2 separate regions of the Homo sapiens genome follow, and region 2 is linked to region 1. Evidence: chromatin contacts called from ENCODE Hi-C or POLR2A ChIA-PET data. All regions are on one chromosome and are shown on one strand. The core of a region is the stretch at or near the end of the contact, and the rest is flanking DNA. Distances in the headings are between cores, read along the strand shown. Region 1 overlaps PBX1 (PBX homeobox 1). Region 2 overlaps PBX1 (PBX homeobox 1).

The links. Hi-C counts contacts between places; a loop is a spot of excess contacts on that map. ChIA-PET counts read pairs that join two places held with the same protein, here RNA polymerase II (POLR2A). Pooled maps may share reads with other maps.
Region 2: a map of Caco-2 shows a loop between it and region 1 (5-fold over the local background). The contact joins two enhancer-like sites. A Hi-C loop is called at or near these places in 1 of 168 maps with a recorded cell type or tissue (Caco-2) and 1 of 50 pooled maps. POLR2A ChIA-PET finds 5 or more read pairs at or near these places in 3 of 52 experiments (H1, HEK293 and PC-9).

Annotation. Positions count from the first base shown.
Region 1 is chr1:164,654,783-164,662,279 of GRCh38, reverse strand. All of the region lies in intron 2 of PBX1 (PBX homeobox 1), which reads right to left. Among named protein-coding and RNA genes, the nearest start is that of PBX1, 99 kb to the right of the region's middle. Within about 2 kb of position 1,984, at least 16 of the 41 ENCODE cell types and tissues checked have a DNase peak (open chromatin) inside an H3K27ac peak, as active enhancers do.
Region 2 is chr1:164,582,869-164,590,275 of GRCh38, reverse strand. All of the region lies in intron 2 of PBX1 (PBX homeobox 1), which reads right to left. Among named protein-coding and RNA genes, the nearest start is that of PBX1, 27 kb to the right of the region's middle. Within about 2 kb of position 1,540, at least 23 of the 41 ENCODE cell types and tissues checked have a DNase peak (open chromatin) inside an H3K27ac peak, as active enhancers do.

The DNA.
Region 1 (7,497 bases), core at 735-3,234:
ATCTTGGCCCACTGCAACCTCCACTCCCCAGATTCTGGCAATTCTCCTGCCTCAGCCTCCCGAGTAACTGGGGTTACAGGTGTGCACCACCACACCCGGCTAATTTTTGTATTTTTAGTAGAGACAGGGATTTGCCATGTTGGCCAGGCTGGTCTCAAACCCCTGACCTCAGGTGACCTGCCCACCTAGGCCTCCCAAAGTGTTGGGATTACAGACTTGAGCCACTGCACCTGCATCTGGTCTAAAGAGGTATTTAAAGGAGGGCTCTTCAAGTCTGGGAAGAATTGATTTGTTAGGATTTGGAAAGTACTCAAGAAGAAAACATTTAGGCAATTGATGCCCTCCATGAAAGTGTATTTTTAGGTCTTTAGTCCTTTTTTTCCTGTTTTTACTCTACAACCTATCCCTGCTTGAAAACATGAAATAAATTTTTAAAAAATTAAAAAGCTAGCACTACTTTTCTTTTAACTTCCAATGAGGTGATAACGCCTATGTACACATTAACTAATACCAAAAATAAAATTACAAAGGTCAATATAAGAAACTGGCTTATGGCTGGGCACAGTGGCTCACGCCTGTAATCCCAGCACTTTGGGAAGCCAAGGTGGGTGGATCACCTGAGGTCAGGGTTTCGAGATCAGCCTGGCCAACATGGTGAAACCCCGTCTCTACTAAAAATACAAAAATTTGCCAGGCATGGTGGTGGAGGCCTGTAATCCCAGCTACTCGGGAGGCTGAGGCAGGAGAATTGTTTGAACCCGGGAGGTGGAGGTTGCAGTGAGCCAAGATCATACCATTGCACTCCAGCCTGGGCGACAGAGTCAGACTCCATCTCAAAAAAAAAAAAAAAAAAAACTGGCTTACAGTGAAATTGCTGGTGATCCCTAGACCACAATATCAGGGCTTTCCCTGAGGATGTAGAGGCTTCTTTGACATGAACCATTGGTAATGTTATCCCTCATGCCAGATGGCATGTCCTTCAGACACACCCATGGGAGAGAGGCCCTCGGCTGGATTCATTCACAGGTGTTCAAAACATCAGTATTCCTTCCCCACCATTACTATAGATGCTGAAGAACTAAAGGATAAGAAATGCAAGGGTTCAATCTCTGAAGAATTCACAGTCAAATAAAGAAGAGTTGGTAGACAGAGAAAAACATAGTAAAAGTCTTCTCCTCTCAGCTGCTTCCAGTCTGTGTTTACTTAAATAAGGTGAACAGGCACACCAACAAGCAGTATGCTTGCCTTCAGATGTGATCAGCTGTTGGCTTCAGCTGTGATCAGCTGGCAATTCTCTGGGTTTCCTCCTGTACCAGAATAGTACAGGTATACATCAAGGTGCTTGGCTCCACCAGTAAGGTAGGTAACTTAGTGCTGAGCAGAATTTGTGAGGGGAGAGGATATGAATCCTAGAAAGAGAATTAGTAGTCTGAACAACTGATATGTTATTTGTAGGCACAGACCACAATCTATATTATTGTTAAAATGAAGAAGAAATAATATACTTTAAAAAAAATCATCCTATGTTTGGTTTTCTAACCTCAATGACTAGCAAAGGCACTGAAGAGCTGTAGTCAAGGATGATGTACATAAAAGCTGCTCTGTTCTGTCAACCAAGAAAAGCAAGCAATGGCAGCAGGCGTCAGTATAACCACTAAGTGTGACCTCTAGACAAAACCACTTCCTTCTCCCTCTGCTGATGTTACTACAACTGACTGTGGTTTTAATCTAGCTGATAGGGTGACAAGGAGCAAGTTAACATAAAAGGAATTTATGCAATGGCACAGGTCCTACACTTTATCCCAAGAGGAGGTCTGTAAAGTGTCCTTGATCTTTCGCCAGTCTTACCACACAGGTGTTTTGGGTCTCAGCACTGCCATGTCAGCTGCAGCTGAGACGCCTCAGCTCCCTGGCAGGTGCTTTTCAAACCCAGTGTAAGTTCCCCAAAGCTCCAGGCCCCAGCATGTCCCACATAGGCAAGGTCCCCAAAGGGCTCCATTCAAAGCCCAAACCCGTATTTCAGGTTTAGACAACATTCCCTTATATTTCAAAGCCAGGTGCAATCCTTCTCCAGTTTGCTTAAACCTTGTTTTCTACCAGAAATACTTGGCTCACTCAGAAAACCTTGTCCTTATCATCATCTACCCTGTAGAATATTGCCCCCAACCCCTCCTCATTTTCCTTTGGTGAGTAGTTTTAGAAACAGCATGTGATTTTTCCCTAACTTCTACCTGTCAAGGTTTTTGGTTGCAAACTACAGAAGTGGACTCTGGCTCACCTACCCAGGAAAGGAATTTATTGGACAGATAGGCAGTGCCTCTCAGAGTCAACAGGAAACCTGGAGAATCAAGCTCAGAAAAATAAGCACAGACAGCTGAGAATACAACCAAGGTGCTGCCAGAGGAAGCCTGTTAGGAGACAGACTCTGGTACTGCTGGCTTTGGGGACTTATCCCCACCACTGCCACCACCCTCGATTCTGCTGCTACCTCTGAGGCATCTGTAGTAATCCTGTCTCTCTGCTTAGCTCCCTCAAAACACAAGACTGGGCATGGCTGGCGTTCCAACTGGCCAAGCTTAGTGCTCTTGCTTAAGCTGCCAGGGAGAGGGAACAAGGGAGGATGTGTGAAGGGGGAGGCAGGTTCTGCAGCCACCCAAGCCAATGGAGGTGTCCACTCACATAGCAAAAAGATGTCCTTCCCAAACTCACCTGCTGCTTCCTCGGTACAAATCCCAACTTTCCCTTGCTCACTCAAAGAACTCCACTTGATTCAACAACCATTTTTTGGATGTACAGCACATGTTTGGTGCTATGTAAGGTGATTTAAGAACACAAGGGAAACATATGCTACAGCTTTGTTAATATAGAGGGAGGAGAGTTACATTCCCAATGAGGAAGTGGCAGAAAAATGCCTTTTCCAGGTCTGTAACTAAAAAGGAAAAGATCTGTGGATGCCTTTGATTTACCCCCTTTTCCCTCAGAAGATCTGGATGCAGAATTCCAAATGGTATTTCACCCTCTCCAGCTGAGATGTGAATCGATGTATATCTGCAAATCTGGGCACATTCTCAGGATGTGATTTCTAGAGCTTAAAACAACGAACCTAATTCCCAACAATTCAGGGAAAGAAATATTCCCTCTCTGTGTCCATGTGACATTGTTCATTGTAGGGAAAAAGAGATGATGAATGAATCAGCCCTTTCTTAGTGCCTCCTACCCATCAGACACTGTGCTATGAGGTTAATATGTGGGATTGCCACTGGTCCTCCTGAGTCTTAGTGAGACAATGGGAATGGACAACGACTGGAAATCATGGAGTCTGAGATCAAATCCTGGCTCTGTCATTTAATAACTGTATCCACCAGGGCAAGTTACTCAACCTCTCTGTCTTTTCTTTCCTCAGCTATAAAATGGGGATAATAAGAGCCTCTACCTCAAAAGGTTGTAGTGCACAGGGTAACAGATAACATATGTAAAGTGGTAATAACAGTATCTGGCATGCACATGCTCAATAAATATTGGCTGTTATTATTATAAGGTAACTATTAAAATCCCAATTTTACAGATTAATAATCTGAGGGTTGGAGAGGTGAAATAGCCCATCCAAGGTCATAAAGACCAACCTCATATGTAGATATGTAGCAGGCTGGAATGCCAAACAGTTTTGACTCTAAGAACCATGTGACACCATGCTGTGTATACACTTATATAGTGTCAAACACACTCGGGGATATCAAGCTGCAATCCAGAGAAAAAGCTGTAGTGCCACAGCTTTTGATGCTGAGGAAATGTCACAGCCATTATCTGTATTAATAGATCTCTAATATTTTATCTCTAGTAATTATCTGTACTTATTTTGGTCATTCTTGGAAAGGCAAGAACTGAAATTGCCAGAAATCCCTACGACCACAGCAGATAAAAAGCAGTTTTCAATCAGTTGAGCTCCACAACAGGCTGATGAGAACCTTTGGAAATGGCAGCACTTGCTTTACTGGTGTTGGGGTATAGGGTCACTTTTACAATTGAGCTAAACAGTGGCTGCAGAATTCGCATGGGCTGTAAGGTTGATTTGGCTTTTATTTTAAATTCCAGTCTTTCTTTTTTTTTTTTTTTGTACCTCATTTATTATTTGTGAAATAATTACAACTTCTGAATGCCATTATGAGTTAAGAGAGAAGGGGTCTAGCTTTTGGACTTTAGGTCTCCCCATCTACCACCTGCCTGCTACCCATCATTCTGGCTCCCCAGTCCCCCAGAATCTGCCTGACAGTGGGACACGAATGCCCACAGGCATAACAATGAAGCTGCTAGGAGGCCATACCCAAAGCTACTATGATGATAAGATGGCAAGACATGGAGTGGCAAAGGCACCAGAAGTTTAACTCTGGGACTATCTGTCCATCACCTTTCTTTCTTGCACAGCATGCAGGTTGCATGGGCTTAAACTGTAGTGGTCAATAAAGCCACACAGATCAGGGTGAGCAAATGAAAGGCAAATCTAACTCAGGTAGAAAAAAGAGCATTTATTTCCTTGACTGGTACCCTATCAAAGGAAAAGTGGGGCTTCTTTCTACTTGAGAAAACTCCCGATTCCCCAAAAAACAATATGCCCACTTATAGGTCAACTCAGATTAAACAAGAAGGTTAATGCACTCTACATCCAATGCTCCATATTTTACTATCAACTAAGTTGTTATTAGCCTCTTGCATGAATTTTGAGCCTTGTTTCTGTCCTCTCAGAACAGGTATCAAGAAATACATCTGCTAGAATGTAAAATTATCATTTCATTTCTAAGATTGAAGTAAATATTACTTAACATGTTGTATAAGCATTTACTGTTACTTTGATTTTATTGCTTCAATTAACCCAGTTTTAATGCATCATGATAATATTAGGTTTGGTTTACCATATTATTATTGCCTCCTGTTGAGATAAACATCTCCCAGATACATGACAGACAGCAGATGTCCCCACCTTCTGAATAGATACCAATGTATGATGCATCTTCTACATCCTAAAAATGTTCAATTAGAACAGGTGGAACTGCCCTAATGACTGAAATAATTGCTCCTCTTTGATGTTCTTCAACCACCATGGATTTCGGAAGCTTGTCTCTTGGAGCCAATGACATTTTATCATCTCTACATGTGTTCTTATCTTCCCACTCTGTGGAAAACAGTACCAATACACTCCATTGTTTTGTTTTGCTTTATCAAACAGCAAATTATATCCTTATTTGGAATAGAGTATGTTATCTTAATATTATTGCTTTAGTCAAATACTCCATATGGGAGTTTGAAGGGGGTTTTTGTTTTATTTTACACAGGCTTGGTATCATATATACAATCCACAGTCAACCCATGTATAAACTCACACTTGAATCACCAGTTGATGAAAAATATTATCTATTCTTGGTATAGTATGATAATATAATATATGTAATAGGATATTATAATATCATTTATATAACATAAGAATACCTGTAGCAGAACTGATCTCTACAAGTCTCATACATTATTAGTCATATTACAAGAATTTCCTGTACATTTTAGCATTTTATTGTCCTTTATACTTTCTATTTCACATTAAGAAGGTTTTTTTTTTCCGTCACTTTCCTCTATAGCCATCACTCAATCTTAAATTGACAAAGCAAATCCTCCAGTGGCATCAAATGCACACCATGTGTTAGCCAAATTTCAGACAGGTTTCCCCTCATAATTTGTCTAAGACGAAAGGAATAGATATGTTTAGTTTCAGGGAAGTGAAACTATTCAGCAATATCAGTATGTTGATCTAAACTAACTCAAATGAGATGAATTCTTTTCTGACTTCAAAATATGGATTAAATTAATAAGAAGAATGCAGATTGTACAGGCAAACAAATTAAGACAAAAAATTTCTATGAGATGTACTGAACATTTGCCTCCTGAATTATTGTTTACTTGAAAAAGAGCTGATTATATTAAGTATTTAAATGTAACTGAGACTTTTATCAGGACAGAAGTGCTTTTGCTGTTACCCATATTTAATCCAGCTACCTGGCTAGAGTTACATAATTATATATGTATTAGACCAATATTTATGTGGCACTTCTTACCACTGAGTAGCCATATCGATAGATCCTAACAATTATTCATTATATTAAGCAGCCCAATTTCTGGTCAAATAATCAGATGAAAGCATTTTATTTTGACTCTCTTTTAAAAATATCATTTCTAAAATATTTTTAAATGTTCCATATTAATTCCATTCTCCACCTGCAATTGAAGGCTAACTGTCTATATAATCTCCATCTATTCATGTTATGGTGAATACCTATCCTACATGCCTTCTTGTTCTTGTTCCTGTTCCATATATCTACTAATCCCAAAGGCAGCCATAGCCTCATTTGTCATACAAAATCTTCATCAGGTCCTTACACCATGTTAGACTATGACAATCATAGTAGTTTCACTGCATATTGATGCCATGTAAAATCCTATTCACTGAGATTTAGGGAGGCTACATCACATTAACTATATACAATGTTTTACAAATCTAAAGCCCAGTGCAAACACACACACAAAACCAAAACAAATGATTGCAGTCAAGGAGGTCAACTGAAGTTCCAGATCAGCAAACACAAACAGTAAGTCAATCACAAGAAAAAATTTCACTGAACATTACCAGAAATATTCACACTGTCTTGACTGTCTCAGTAAACCACTACAAGAAATGGTGGTCATCCTTGGAAGATTAAGAGTGGTCCCAACAGCCATGTATCTCAATGTTGTACTCAACATTGGACTTTTCTACTCCCAAAGCCAGACCACACTCCCATAGCATGGTGCTCTGTAGAAGACAGGCAGTTTAAAAAAGACTTCAGAGGCCGGGCACAGTGGCTCACTCCTATAATCCCAGCACTTTGGGAGGCTGAGGTGGGCAAATCACCTGAGGTCGAGAGTTCCAGACCAGTCTGACCACCATGGAGAAACCCCGTCTCTACTAAAAGTACAACATTAGACAGGCGTGGTGGCGCATGCCTGTAATCCCAGCTACTTGGGAGGCTGAGGCAGGAGAATCACTTGAACCCAGGAGGTGGAGGTTGCAGTGAGCTGAGATCGCACCATTGCACTCCAGCCTGGGCAACAAAAGTGAAATTCCGTCTTAAAAAAATAAAAATAAAAAAAAAAAAAAAACACACATCAGAGACTGGGGAAGAGAGATGCTAAATTAATGAATAACTCCTTTGGATAATTTCCATAAAATCAGTTCTTCCCCTGAGTTATCCAATCCAGCGTGCCATCCTTGACCCAAGAAGGCCACGCTAGGAGCCCATCTTCCATTCCCATCACATGCTGTGCTCCCCTCTGTGATAATACAGATCACATCACACATTACTCCCCAATCACAAGCTCCTGATGGCAGAGGCTGGCTTTATCTATTTCTTATACCCAGTTCGATAAATGCTGCTGAATGAATAGAGAAATGCTTAAGACTTGGTTAACTATCTTGGT
Region 2 (7,407 bases), core at 291-2,790, 72 kb after region 1:
TCCAGTTGCGCTGGCCAAGGTATTTCTTCTATCTGCTCCCTGACCCCCAGCTTTTTTTTTTTTCAACACAGGGTCTCGCTCTGTTGCCCAGGCTGGAGCACAGCAGCACGATCACGGCTCACTGCAGCCTTGACCTCCCAGGCTCAGCAATCTTCCCACCTCAGCCTCCCGAGTAGCTGGGACTAGAGGCATGTGCCACCACACCTGGATGTCTTATTATTATTACTATTTGTAGAAACAGGATCTCACTATGTTGCCCAGGCTGGTCTTGAAATCCTAGGCTCAAGCCATGTCTCACCTCAGCCTCCCAAAATGTTGGGATGAAAGACATGAGCCACCGCACCTGGCCTTTCTTATCAGCCTTTTTACGGGAGGCTCCGTGTGAGCATTAAGATATTTATTTTTCTCTGACAAACAAGAGCACCACAACAGGAACAGAAATCTAATTCAACTTCAATCACTGGATCACTATAAGACCTTGGAAAAGTCACTTCACCTTCCTCCCCAGCAATTCAATCTTAGGAACAGGAATCAGAAAAGTATTTGTCAGTCTCCTTCCCCATGGTGACAGGTGGATAATATCTCCTCCACCCTAAATACCTCGCAGGGATGGAGAAGGATGGATGAGCAGGCATTACAGCCAATATTCTACTCTCTGGCAATAAACAACTCACCTTTTGGAGGTAAACGGTCTCTTTCCAGGGCACCAGGGGATCATTTAGCACTCTGGAAGAAGTAATTTGCTCTATGGTTCTCTGGTGTCCTGAAAAGTGTAATCCACCTCCAAAAGGTGAACCCTTATATCCCAGAGAATTTGTTTTCTCTGGGATCAGAACGCTTTAATGTTTTCAGTTTCAGGAAAAGACACCACAGGTATCATTTTCTGGTCAAGAGAAGACTCTTCCCTCTCCCCGCCCCCTCTCCTTACTGATCATCCCATACTCTCTTCCCCTCAAACAGAAACCAGATGAAACCATCTGCAAACAACTTGGGAATGCTGTGTGTGTGCCTGCAGAAACTTAAACAAAAATCCTTTCTCAGCCGCGCCCCCCTCCTCCTTCCAGTGGTTGTTAAGGGCCCGGCGAGTTAATGGGAACTTTTCTCCTCTCCCCTCCCTCCCCCACTGCCCCTCTCCCGCCTGGGTCCTCAGCATTTGATTCCTGTCTGTCACTGAGTGATGAGGACAAAGGGTGAGGAGTCAGGAAAAGGTCTGCGCCACTTTGTTCAGAGTCTGGATTCGAACTTTGGATGAACCCTTCATCGGGGAGGGGGCTGGGGAGGAGGGGAGAGGCCGGCAAGGAGAAATCCGCTGCTGTTCTCGCCGCTGGAGCCTCAAAAAAGAGAGAAAGATTCTCTTTAAACAACAGAAAGGAAAAAAGAGGGTTAGGAGGGTAGAAACAGCCTCCCTCAGCCCAGTTAGGAAAAGGAGGGCATGGTGGGGGCGGAGGGATAAAGGGGGCTGAGCTTAAGAAAACAGAAGGCCGGGGCAACGCGCTCAAACAAGGCTGTTGGGCCCATGCTGTGGGCGGCCAGCCAAGAGCTAGTTTTGTTTCTTCCCCCTCCAGCCTCTCTCTCTCTCCCTCTTATTTTTTTTCCCCCTAAACCAAAGGGAATTCCTAATAAAGCCACAGCAGACTTGTAGAGAGCAAGGGAAAGGAAGAAGGAACCAGAGGTGGGGAAAAAAACAGATGAAACTCATTGCTTTCTGGAAGTCCAGAATAAAGAATATATATGCATATAAAATTATAGCACACTTCACCATATGCTTCGAAACTAAAAAAAAAAAAAAAAAAAAAAAAAAAGCTTAGTCCGGAGTGTATTTCTCTTTTCTCTTTTTCCTCATCTCTGTGTGTGTGTGCACTTACATATACTGGCTGGCAACTTTTACCGTGTGATTTTTTTTCCCCAAATCCTGTACTGTAGTTTTTAAAAAGCACTATTAACATACAGTTGAAGTCACAGCAAAAGCCAGTTTGTCTTCTTTGTGCTCAATAAAACCCAGCTGAAACTCTTTCACCTCCCCTTACTATTGATTTTTCTATTGTGCTCTACAGGCGGGTGTATCTCACTCACTCATCAGACTGCCTTTCATTCTGTGAACCTCTCTGACCGCATCTGGATGTGAGGTTTTTCAGCTCCCTGCGATGGGTATCCTTGCTTCATTCAATCATTTGGGGCCCGCATGCAACCATGCAGTCACTTTTGGTTTGGCCTCTGTCCTTTGGTCTTTGCCCCAGACTCTGGATTTCACTTCCAAAAAGATCAGGTGTCTATCCCAGCACAGAAGATGAGAGGTGACAAGGCATCCTTGCATCCTAGGGCTCTTTCTCTTCTCTTCTTGCATATAAAAATGGGACTTCAGTGACTGTGCAGGAGATTCAGAAAAGGGGTGGGGGATGAGAAGGAGGATCAGGGAGGAGTGTACTGCTGCAACATCTGGCACCTGTTCTACCTCTCCTGGGGACACCCCCTGGTGTGGCGCGTGTGAGGCTGTATGTGCCGGACTGCTGCAAGTGAGAACTCTGTGTCTGTGTGTGCCTCATCCGCACAAAACGATGTGAAGAAGAGAAGCAGATGGGTCAACAGGATGACTATTCATTAATCTTCTGAGAAACTGGGTTAGGAAGTGAATCCGTGTATTTAAAACTTCTCATTTTGCATTCCTATGAATGGGAGAATAAACTCTACACTTTGAATAAGAGTGCATGACATCCTTACTCTTAAAAAAAAAAATCAGACACACAAAGATCATCAGCTAACAACAAAGAGGCAGATAAAGTGCTGGGTGAGTATACACAATACAAAAAGGGCTCCTCACCCGACAAAAGGGAGTGCTAGAAGCATAGACCTGAAAGGGATCTTATTAATCATTCATATCTAACCCCTTCACTTAGAGATGAGACAGCCAAGACCCCCAATGTGTAAGCAACTTACCAAGTCACCACAACACTCTCCACAACACTCCCCTCTGGTGTTCCTTCTGTCATATACATTGCTTCCATGAAACTAAGGAATGGACTTAAGTTTAGGATAAGGATTACCAAAATCACACCCATACACTTTTTAGGAACACATCTACATAAAAGTGAAAGATAGCAGTACATCTTACCTGAAGATACAGCAGTAGTTGTAGCATCCTACATCCCAGTTATGTAAAACCGGGAATGAGAAACAGGGACACACACACACAAACAACACCCTATGCTGCTCAATGTCAAGCATGGGCTTGCTATTTCGCTGGTATACCTCGTTATGCATGACATCCTTACAACGCAGAGCTGCTGCTGAAATTGGGTGTGAGGTCGACATTCAAATCTCATTCTCCATATAAAATCCTGGTGGACTGTTGCCACTGTTCTCTCTGTGGGCAGATAACCTCTATTTTCAAGTTCCCTCTGCGGATAATGGTCTCGACTCACCATCATCTGACTCTCAATCACACCTCTCTGTTCAACTCCCTTGAGATCTCCAGCTCCATATTCACTGCATGCCCCACGAATTCTGTGTTCAACAGGATTTCTAAATCTATGCCATGTTCTAAATCAGCCCTCCACATGCCTGCCAATCTGTGACTTCTTTCTCTTGCTTTGATTTTATAAGCAATTGTGACAGTATAGGTTAACAAAGAAATCTTAGTTACATGGTGCTTTATAATTTACAAAGCATTTTACGCCCATCTCACTAGAGATTCACAACCTCCCTGGAAGTGGACAGGGCCTGGATAATGAGTGTAACTAGTGCCCCCATTACAGATAAGAAATTGTTCTGAGTGAGGTGCCCCCTCATTACCTATCAACTCAACATAGAACAGTCCAGTAATTGTTCCCTTGCATCATAATGCTGCTCCACATGGGCTCAGATGTTTCCATTCCACCTTGGAAATGAAAAGGGGAAAGCATGCATTTATTGAACATTCATCACGTGCCCAGTCCTGTGTTTGATGCTTGTTCTTGCAACAGGGATAACTTCAGCACGTTTACCATGAGCAGCTTCCTCTAGCACAGCAATGAAATACATGCACATGTGTCTTCTGCAGATAGTACACACCCCTTTGCTCTTCTTATTCCTATTTGTCTGAACACATTACAGCAATAAGTCAGTCCACCAATGTAAACCCCTAAACATAAGATGTGTGTGCCCATAGGACTATGAGAGCAATCACCTACATTTACAGTTCTTTCAACATGTGTGTAGTACAGCACCTATCTGTGAATATCAAAGTTGTACTGCCAGGTTCCCCAGTTGTTCTTCTCTCTTTTTTACTAAGTACTCCTGGAAAAAGCCATTTGTTGAATATCTGAATGAATGAATGAATGAATGAATGTCATAAGCACTACTTATTCAAAGGATGTTATACAGAAGAGGTGAAACTATATATTGACATTTATTTCATTAATTACAGAAAGGAAGGGGGTTCTTGTTTAAGAAAGGACTTCCCATGAACATTGGATGTAAAGAAAAAGTTTACAACCCAAAATGCTAAAAGCTTCTCAGCTAGACATACATTGTTATTAGCTGCCAAGATGCCCAAGTCAGGATGGCAGCCTTGGCAACTAAGAAGAACATAAATAAGAAATCTTAATAGATTGTGGTTCTACTGAGCAAGAAAGTGAAGCAACCACAGAAAAGAATCAGAGAAAGGAACTGGTTCTAGTGGTCTCTAAACCAAGCCAAAAGAAATGTTCAGGACATTTTTATTTAAATGCACTGGTTCTCAATGCCTGACTACCCCCCTCAAAGACTACAGTGAGATTCCTTGCCTGACACTGTCCCCCAACCCCAACCTCCCCAGACAAGTCTATAAATAGCAAAGCCACTAAAGCAAATGCTAAACTCAACACTGAGTGGGGCTGATGAGGAGGGAAGTTTGCAGGGAAAACTGAGTTTCTCACTACTCCTTACTCAGAAACATTAGAACTGCCCTGGGATTGGGGGAAGGGTATCCCCAGGGAATGACCCCAAAAAGTGACAGCCAAGTTTGAGATATCACAGACCATGACTAGGAATTTTCACTAAGGGAGGAGGGGAATGGAAAAAGGTGGGTAAAATTCTTCTTTCACTCTTCCCCAGGAAGAGGTTTAAATTACACATACTCACATTGGAAGGGGTTGGGGAAGGAGTGAGGAGTGTGCCCAGAAAGATGTCCATTCCATTCTTTCCCTTGCCTCCAGTTCTACAACCTCTTTCATTGATGTCAAATTAATTAGTTAATTTCCATTTTTAGCTTCCTGGTTTTATTTATTTTATTACTATTATTATTACTAGCAGTAGTAGTAGATGGAAGAGTCCTTTTCTAGTATTTTGGTTCATCTGATGGGAGGAAAACTGGACAAAAGGTCAACATGAACAGACAGAAAATTAGTTTAGCTTTTAAAAGAGGGGGAAAAAGAAAAGAGGAGATTTTGCAGATGAGAAGAGACAGGCCAAACTGTGGATGGGGATAAAAGGAAGGTACTGGAACCTGAGCCCTTGATTAGTTAAAGAAGCAGCTGCCCCCTCACCTCCGCCTCTCCCACTGGAAGGTTGTGTCCAGCCAGCTTCCTAGTCTGATTATCACTTGCCTTCACACGGTCCTCAGGTGTCCTCTCTTGCACACCTCCCATTCTACCTCACCCCCATCTACTCCATGATACCCCTCTTACTCTTCACACACCAAAACACAAAATCTTAACTCAGAAAACAGAGAGCTATTCAAGAACTTCTCCCCATTCAGTAACATGCTGATCCAAACCAGAAACCTTTCTCTCTGAGCACTTAACTGGAGTGATCCAATAGATCTAAGAGATCTAAGAGGCTTTTCCATCCTGTCTTCTAATTCTCGACACATCACATAAGAGCATACATAAGATGAACAAACTAGTATCCTTCAAGCAGACAATACTACTTTTAGATCTCTCTCTCTCTCTCTCTCTTTCTCTCTCTCTCCCTCCCTCCTTCCTAGAGACTGAGTCTGACTATGCTGTCCAGGCCGGACTAGAACTCCTGTGCTCAAGTGATCCTCCCACCTCAACCTCCCTAGTAGCTGGGATTTATAGGTATGCACCGTACTGCACTTGGCTTTTGGAAATAATTTCTTAAGATATTCACTCTAAAAATATAAGTAAATCCAAAGTAGATTTAGGTGAATTATTTGTGATTCCTTTCCTCCTTCCCCTCTCCCTCCCTTCCTTCCTTCAACTAGCATTTGTTGGGCATCAAATATATATACCAGGCACTGGTCTAGACATGCAAAGATGAATAAAGCATGGCTCACTAGGACCTTACCATCTTCAAGGGGGAGCTTGCAATCTTGGAGAAAACTGGATTCATCTTTCAGGACTTTCTTTGAGAACATATTGTGGGTTAAGTGCTATGCTATACTTAAGTTATCTTCAAGGGCCTGATCAAGAGCTGCCCTAAAGCGCCTTCGTTTTCTCCCAGAGGTAAGCAATTTGAGGACAAGTTCCTATCTTATATTTCTCACTCTGCCTGCCATAGAAGTACCTGGCAAATGGTTTTTAAATAGAAAGAAGGAAGAGGAGAAAGGAGGAAGAAAAGGAAATAAGGTAAACATTATTTCTAATAAGTGTAGCAATGAGTATCTAAAAATTAACAGCCCTGGATAAAACCAGTTGTGGTAGTTATTTGCTTTTTATACTCTTCATTTTACACGTATGTCTCAGGGACTGTCCCTCCTGGCCTTCTTAGGAACCATGTTTCTTCTGTAAGCCAGTCACAAGAATCACAATGGTGGCCACAACTCCAGCTGCCCATGAAAAATGGAACAGTGTCTCCCAGCTAAGGCTGCCAGGTCAAGTCAGGAGTAGACTAAAAGAGGGGCCCCACTCCCCTCTCACCCTGTGACCTGAGATTCAGAGAGGCTGGGTTAGTTAGCCCAGGAATGGAACCCTCTTCCCTAAAAAAGAATGGAAGCAAAAAACCAAATCTACAAGACAATAGCCTCTCTCCTCTCAGAAAACTCTCACATGCCCTATTATTCTTTTTTTTTTTTTCCCGCCTCTCTTGGCTTAAAGATCCAAACCCCAAATTCTAAAAGGTGAAGCTGGCTGTAATGAGAGTGTAGTTTAAGCAATCTATAAGTCATTTCACAAAAGAATGTTCACACTTCTATCATGTAGCAATTATCCAGCTAGAGTACAATATAACTATTAATACATGTTTATTCCCAGTAAATCATACCTTCCTCAAGGACAGGGACTTTTGATTCATCCCTCTTTTTATTTCAGAGTAAAGAGTAGCAAGTACTCAGTAAGTGTTAATAAATTAAATTTTCCCCTTTTGAATAAGCAGATAAAACAGTGTTTCAATTCAAAAATATATTAACTGAATATGTACTATGGGCTGAGCATACAAATCCTGTTCATCATTTTCAAGAAATTCTGAGTCTAACAAGAGAATTACATAGTA